Linked DNA regions of Homo sapiens: region 1 is linked to region 2. A link is an interaction called in ENCODE POLR2A ChIA-PET data of the cell type or tissue named here. Cell type or tissue: OCI-LY7. All regions are shown on one strand.

The links. ChIA-PET counts read pairs that join two places held together with the same protein. Peaks named below come from ENCODE experiments on the same cell type or tissue, not always from the same donor. Only the 100,000 strongest peaks of a DNase experiment are listed, where the experiment ranks them.
Region 1: POLR2A ChIA-PET joins it to region 2 with 5 read pairs; 3 of 35 experiments call an interaction of 5 or more read pairs at or near these places.

The regions. Positions count from the first base shown.
Region 1 is chr2:61,978,600-61,982,599 of GRCh38, forward strand. The region is part of intron 1 of COMMD1 (copper metabolism domain containing 1); the gene reads left to right. Among named protein-coding and RNA genes, the nearest start is that of COMMD1, 75 kb to the left of the region's middle. In OCI-LY7, no CTCF peak of the experiment used is centred here; a DNase peak (open chromatin) is centred at 152.
Region 2 is chr2:62,127,708-62,131,707 of GRCh38, forward strand. The region is part of intron 2 of COMMD1 (copper metabolism domain containing 1); the gene reads left to right. Among named protein-coding and RNA genes, the nearest start is that of B3GNT2, 66 kb to the right of the region's middle. RefSeq lists a silencer at 1,893-2,093 and an enhancer at 1,944-1,993. In OCI-LY7, no CTCF peak of the experiment used is centred here; a DNase peak (open chromatin) is centred at 2,064; H3K4me3 peaks cover 2,457 bases; H3K27ac peaks cover 2,770 bases.

The sequences.
Region 1 (4,000 bases), 150 kb before region 2:
CCTTAAGGTGTTTGCTTGACTAGGGGCTGAAGGATCTACTTCTAACATGTCTCATTCATCTGACTGGCAGTTTAATGCTTGCTATTGACTGGGAGCTCAGCCAAGACTGAGGGGTGAAGGACAGAGTTCTTTTGACATGGTTCTTCATAAGCTGTTTTTAGCACAGTGCCTAGGTTCTAAGAGAGACAAAGGGGAAGTTGTCAGTTTCCTAAGACTTGAGCCAGAAAATTGGCATAGCATCACTTCTGCTATAATTTTTTAAAATGTGGATGGATATTTTGATATAGGCATTCAATGTCTAATAATCATATCAGGGGAAATGGGATATCCATCACCTCAAGTATTTATCCTTTGTGTTAGAAACAATCAATTACACTCTTTTAGTTACTGTAAAATATACAATTAAATTATTACTGACTATAGCCACCCTGTCATGCTATCAAGTACTACGTCTTATTTATTCTTTCTATATTTTTGTACCCATTAGTGATCCCCACTTCCACTGCCCCCACCTCCCACTATCCTTCCCAGCCTCTGGTAACCATCTGTCTACCCTCTTTCTCCCTGAGTTCAATTGTTTTAATTTCTAGCTCCCACAAGTAAGTGAGAATAGGCCAGAATGTAATCCCAGCACTTTGGGAGGCTGAGGCGGGTGGATCACGAGGTCAGGGGTTCGAGATCAGCCTGTCCAACATGGTGAAACCCCGTCTCTACTAAAAATACAAAAATTAGCCAGGCATGGTGGCAGGTACCTGTAACCCCAGCTACTCAGGAGGCTGAGGCAGGAGAATCACTTGAACCTGGGAGGCAGAGATTGCAGTGAGCCGAGATCACGCCACTGCACTCTAGCCTGGGCAACAGAGCAAGACTCCATCTCAAAAAAACAAACTAAAAATAGAGCTAGCATATAATTCAGCAATCCCACTGCTAGGTATATTCCCAAAAGAAACAAAATCAGGATATCGAAGAGATATCTGCACTCCCATGTGAGCCACCGCGCCCGGCCTATTTTTAGTTTTTTGAGGAACTCCAAACTGTTTTCCATAGTGGTTGTACTAATTTACCTTCCCACCAACAGTGTACAAGGGTTCCCTTTTCTCTGTATCCTCACCAGAATTTGTTATTGCCTGTCTTTTGGATATAAGTCATTTTTTTTTTTTTATTATACTCTAAGTTTTAGGGTACATGTGCACATTGTGCAGGTTAGTTACATATGTATACATGTGCCATGCTGGTGCGCTGCACCCACTAATGTGTCATCTAGCATTAGGTATATCTCCCAATGCTATCCCTCCCCCCTCCCCCGACCCCACCACAGTCCCCAGAGTGTGATATTCCCCTTCCTGTGTCCATGTGATCTCATTGTTCAATTCCCACCTATGAGTGAGAATATGCGGTGTTTGGTTTTTTGTTCTTGCGATAGTTTACTGAGAATGATGGTTTCCAATTTCATCCATGTCCCTACAAAGGATATGAACTCATCATTTTTTATGGCTGCATAGTATTCCATGGTGTATATGTGCCACATTTTCTTAATCCAGTCTATCATTGTTGGACATTTGGGTTGGTTCCAAGTCTTTGCTATTGTGAATAGTGCCGCAATAAACATACGTGTGCATGTGTCTTTATAGCAGCATGATTTATACTCATTTGGGTATATACCCAGTAATGGGATGGCTGGGTCAAATGGTATTTCTAGTTCTAGATCCCTGAGGAATCGCCACACTGACTTCCACAATGGTTGAACTAGTTTACAGTCCCACCAACAGTGTAAAAGTGTTCCTATTTCTCCACATCCTCTCCAGCACCTGTTGTTTCCTGACTTTTTAATGATTGCCATTCTAACTGGTGTGAGATGATATCTCATAGTGGTTTTGATTTGCATTTCTCTGATGGCCAGTGATGATGAGCATTTCTTCATGTGTTTTTTAGCTGCATAAATGTCTTCTTTTGAGAAGTGTCTGTTCATGTCCTTCGCCCACTTTTTGATGGGGTTGTTTGTTTTTTTGTTGTAAATTTGTTTGAGTTCATTGTAGATTCTGGATATTAGCCCTTTGTCAGATGAGTAGGTTGCGAAAATTTTCTCCCATGTTGTAGGTTGCCTGTTCACTCTGATGGTAGTTTCTTTTGCTGTGCAGAAGCTCTTTAGTTTAATTAGATCCCATTTGTCAATTTTGTCTTCTGTTGCCATTGCTTTTGGTGTTTTGGACATGAAGTCCTTGCCCACGCCTATGGATATAAGTCATTTTAACTGGGGTAGGATGATGTCTCACTATAGTTTTGATTTGCATTTCTTTGATGATCAATGATGTTGAGCATCTTTTCATGTATGTTTGCCTTTTTTATTTCTTTTTTTGAGAAATGTCTGTTCAGCTTTTTTTGCCCATTTTAAAATTGGGTTATTAGATTTGTCCTGTAGAGTTGTTTGAGCCCCTTTTATCCTGGTTATTAATCTCTTGTCAGATGGATAGTTTACAAATATTTTCTCCCATTCTGTGGATTGTCTCTTCCCTTTGTTGATGGCTTCCTTTGCTGTGCAGAAGCCTTTTAACTTAATGTGATCCCATTTGTCCACTTTTGCTTTGGTTACCTGTACTTGTGGGGTATTTACTCAAGGAATCTTTGCCCAGTCCAATGGCCTGAAGAGTTTCCCCAATGTTTTCTTGTAGTTTCATAGTTTGAGGTCCTAGATTTAAGTCTCTCATCCATTTTGATTTGATTTTTGTACATGGCGAGAGATAGGGGTCTAGTTTCAGATCTTCTGCATGTTGATATCCAGTTTGCCTAGCACCACTTATTGAAGAGACTGTCTTTTCTCTGTTTTGGCACTTTTGTCGAAAATGAGTTCACTGTACATGGATGGATTTGTTTCTGGGTTCTCTATTCTGTTCCACTGGTCTGTGTGTCTGTTTTTATGCCAGTACCATGTTGTTTTGGTTACTGTATTAGTCCATTTTCACACTGCTGATAAAGACATACCCGAGACTGGAAAGAGAAAGAGGTTTTAATGAACTTACAGTTCCACGTGGCTGGGGAGGCCTCACAGTCATGGCGGAAGGTGAAAGGCACATCTCACATGAAGGTAGACAAGAGAAGAATGAGAGCTTGTGCAGGGAAACTCCTTTATAAAACCATCAGATCTTATGAGATGTATTCACTATTACGAGAACAGCATGGGAAAGACTTGCCCCCATGATTCAATTACCTGCCACTGGGTCCCTCCCACAACCCATGGGAATTCAAGATGAGATTTGGATGGGGACACAGCCAAACCATATCAGTTACTATAGCTCTGTAGTATAATTTGAAGTCAGGTAATGTGATTCCACCAGTTTTGTTCTTTTTGCTCAGGATAGCTTTGGCGATTCTGGGTCTTTTATGGTTCATTATACATTTTAGGATTGTTTTTCTGTTTCTGTGAAGAATGTCATTGGTATTTTGATAGGGATTGCATTGAATCTGTAGATTGCTTTGCATAGTATAGACATTTCAACAATATTGATTCTTCCAATCCATGAACATGGAATATCTTTTCATTTTTTTTGGTGTTACCTTCAATTTCTTTCACTATTGTTTTAAAATAGTTTTCATTATAGAGCGCTTTCACTTCTTTGGTTAAGATAATTCCTAGGTATTTAATTTTATTTGTAGCTGTTGTAAATGGGATTACTTTCTTGATTTCTTTTTCAGATTGTTCACCCTTGGCATATAGAAATACTGCTGATTTTCGTATGTTAATTTTGTATCATGCAACTTTACTGAATGTATCAGTTGTAATGGTTTTTTTGGTAGAGTAGGTTTTTCCAAATACAAGATTATATCATCTGCAAAAAAGAACAGTTTGACTTCTTCCTTTCCAATTTGGATGCCCTTTATTTCTCTCTTGTTTGATTGCTTTAGCTAAGACTTTCAGTATTATGTTGAATAATTGTGGTGTAAGTGGGCATACTTGTGGTGTTCCAGATATTAGAGGAAAGTCTTTTAGTTTTCCTCTATTCAG
Region 2 (4,000 bases):
CTTATATAAAAATTAACTCAAGATGAGGCCAGGGGGCCGGGCGTAGTGGCTCATGTCTGTAATCCCAACACTTTGGGAGGCTGAGGCAGACAGATCATTTGAGGTCAAGAGTTTGAGACCAGCCTGACCAACATGGTGAAACCCCATCACTACTAAAAATACAAAAAAATTAGGCATGGTGGCACATGCCTGTAGTCCCAGCTACTCAGGAGGCTGAGGCAGGAGAATTGCTTGAACCCAGGAGACAGAGGTTGCAGTGAGCCAAGATTGTGCCACTGCACTTCAGCCTGGGAGACAGAGCGAGACTCTATCTCAAAAAAAAAAAAAAAAAAGGATGAGGTTGGGCATGGTGGCTCATGCCTGTAATCCCAGCACTTTGGGAGGCTGAGGCAGGTGGATCATTTGAGATCAGAAATTCAAGACTAGCCTGGCCAAAATGGTGAAACCCTATCTCTACTAGAAATGCAAAAATTAGCCAGGCATGTTGGCATGCGCCTGTAGTCCCAGCTACTTGGGAGGCTAAGGCATGAGAATTGCTTGAACACAGCAGGCAGAGGTTGCTGTGAGCTGAGATGGCACTTCTTCACTCCAGCCTGGGCGACAGTGTGAGACTCTGTCTAAAAAAAAGAAAAAAAAAAAACAAAAAAACTCAAGATGAATTAAAGACTTAAATGTAAAACCCAAAACTGTAAAAACCCTAGAAGAAAATCTAGGCAGTACCATTCAGGGCATGGTCATGGGCAAAGATTTCATGACGAAATCACCAAAAGCAATTGAAACGAAAGCAAAAATTGACAAACGGGATCTAATTAAAGAGCAAATTCTTAATGAAATCTCATCTTAGTTGTTGATGTTGTTGTTCTTCCTCCTCCTTCTCCTACTCTTCTGCCTACCTCCCTCCCTCCCTCCTTCCCTTCCTTGCATTCTTAAGATATCAAAGTGCTACCATATAAGATATTTCAAGACCAGGCACGGTGGCTCACGCCCGTAATCCCAGCACTTTGGGAGGCCGAGGCAGGTGGATCACGAAGTCAGGAGATTGAGACCATCCTGGCTAACATAGTGAAACCCCATCTTTACTAAAAATACAAAAAATTAGCTGGGCATGGTGGCACACGCCTGTAGTCCCAGCTACTTGGGAGGCTGAGGCAGGTGAATTGCTTGAACCTGGGAGGCAGAGGATGCAGTGAGCCGAGATCACGCCACTGCACTCCAGCCTGGGCAACAGAGCGAAACTCCATCTAAAAAAAAAAAAAAAAAAATCAGTATCAAATGGTAATAGAAAATATCAAATATTGGTTCTAGCTTATCCTATTATTTAATACTTGGAGGGCAACCTTCTTACCAACCTAGGCATGATGACAGGCCTTGCTCTGCTCAACCTTGGAGTTTGTATTTGGTGATTCTATGCTTCGGCAGTCTGAAGAGACTTAGCTTTATGTGTGTACTGTTGGCTTTGTGAACCAGAAGAAATAGTGATTGAGACCAGTAAATAAAATAGGAAATGAAGAAACGATACCCTACATAGAAAATATTGGAAATATCAGAAGAATTAATATAATAACCTCTCTCTCCTCTTGCCTGAACCCAACTGTAAGGAGTGACACAATTTTTTGAGAACAGCCCCACAGGACATGGAATAAGACAGAGAAGGGAAGATAATGAATAGGAAAGGACAAATGGAAAATAATCAGCACAGTTTTCAGGAAAATATAAAATTTTAATTGGGGCCAGTGGTTCCTTAGGAAGGAAGTTGGGTGATCTTTTGCTACAGAGAAGCTATTTCTGGGATTCCAGGTCTCTTGAAGTAAAGGAGCAGTATCAATGATAATTGTAAGAAAGCCACAGAAAGTGTGGGAATGAGTGGTGAACACAGGTTTACTTATGAAGATGTTTTGAACTTCTCTGGCAGGCAATGTTCAGTGCTACTGGGTTTCTTATTTATTATTTAATTGCCCTTCAAGGAGCCATTGCCAATTTTAATGTCTGCCATATGTGTTCATTCTTGAGTGCTTGCTCTCCCTCTTCCTCTTTCTCTCTTTCTCTCCCCTCCTTCCGCTGTGGTTAAACACAGAAGACAGTTGCAGAGTTGTGGGTCAAAGGGTTATTTTAAGCATATGAAAGGACAGCCCAAACAGAGGATAGGCTTTATGGCCAAAGTTTGTGCTCAATAAAGAGTCCCTTTGAGCCGGGCGCCGTGGCTTACGCCTGTAATCCCAGCACTTTGGGAGGCCGAGGCGGGTGGATCACGAGGTCAGGAGATCGAGATCATCCTGGCTAACACGGTGAAACCCCTTCTCTACTAAAAATATAAAAAATTAGCCGGGCGTGGTGGTGGGTGCCTGTAGTCCCAGCTATTCAGGAGGCTGAGGCAGGAGAACGGCGTGAACCCGGGAGGCGGAGCTTGCAATGAGCCGAGATCGCGCCAGTGAGCGAGACTCTGTCTCAAAAAAAAAAAAAAACAAACAAAAAAACAAACAAGAGTCCCTTTGTGTCAACAAATGAAATTAAAAGAAAAATCTGGGGTAATAAGCTTTATGAAACATAGCCAGCTTTATGTGACTTTTTTTTTTTTTTTCTTTTTTGAGATGGAGTCTCAATCTGTCGCCCAGGCTGGAGTGCAGTGGCGCAGTCTTGGCTCACTGCAACCTCCCTCTCCCAGGTTCAAGTGATTCTCCTGCGTCAGCCTCCCAAGTAGCTGCGATTACAGGTGCACACCTATGTGGCCTTTTTGAATCAGTATTGGTTAGTGAAATTCTAAGGCATCCTTTCCCACTCTCACCCTCCATCCCCCAAATTTATCATTTTTAAAAGAAAACACAAGACATTAGAGCCAACATTGCCAATGTTGTATTATAATCCTAAATATGATCCATAAATTAGAGGATAAAGCGTTGTGAAAATTTTGCATGGGAAGTAGTATTACTGTAGAAAATATAGGACTGTTGTTTTATTTTATGTTGAATTTGTTCTAAATGGTTCTATTCAAGTATTTAATATGTGATAAGTCTTTTATTTTCTAGTTTAAGCATTTTGTCACTGTAGTATTGTTTTGCAGAAGAATTGCTCAGAACCTAGTTAAGGAGGTTTTTAAAATGGACAATAATACTCAAAGAGGTTATTTAGTGTGTAGATGGATAAAACCAAACATTTGCTTACTAACAGCCTTCAGTTATTCTGTAAACTAATAATCAATTATGCTCTCTAACCTTGCTAGGAAGTGAGTTAAAGCTAAAGCATTAAAGATTTAGGCTTGACCAGTAAGTTTCCTGAGGAGTGTTGAGTGGTTACCAGGGAAGGAGTTCATTAGGAATATGTGAGATGGCCTTGTCAGGAGGTGTTAGAGCTGGCTCGGTTTTTTTGTTGGTTTGGAGAGGGAATCCTCTCACGGATTTTGTCATAGGATTTTGTGGCTTTTTAACATTTGCACTTGGAGAGACAAAAATTTGAATATTTTGCCTTTGCTTTCCATTGTAATTTGGAATGGCTATTTAAACCGTTGAGTTTAATACACTGCTGTACTCCCCAGGATCACAAAGTACATGTTCTTGACAATGATGTGCTTGCTTATCTGCTAGCCACATTCTGACTCTACTCCATACTGCATCCTTTACTGAAAAGAAGCTAGTTTGATTCTTGACTCAGATACTTAAATACAGGAATTTTAGTCTTGTCATCTCTTATTTTTATCACCAGTTAAGCCCAAGATGACCATGAAAACAGTAACAAGTGTTTCAGATTGCTCTTGTACCTTCTGCCTCTGGCTTGATAAGCATCACATCTGCCTGCCTGCCTTCCTTTCTTTTCTTTTCTTTTTCCTTTTCCTTTCCCTTTCCCTTTCCCTTCTTTTCTTGAGACAGGGTCTTACTCTATTGCCAAGGCTAGAGTCCAGTGGCATGATCTTGGCTCACTGCAACCTTGACCTCCCAGGCTCAAGCAATCCTTCCGCCTCAGCCTCCTAAGTAGCTGGGACTACAGGCACATGCCACCATGCCCAGCT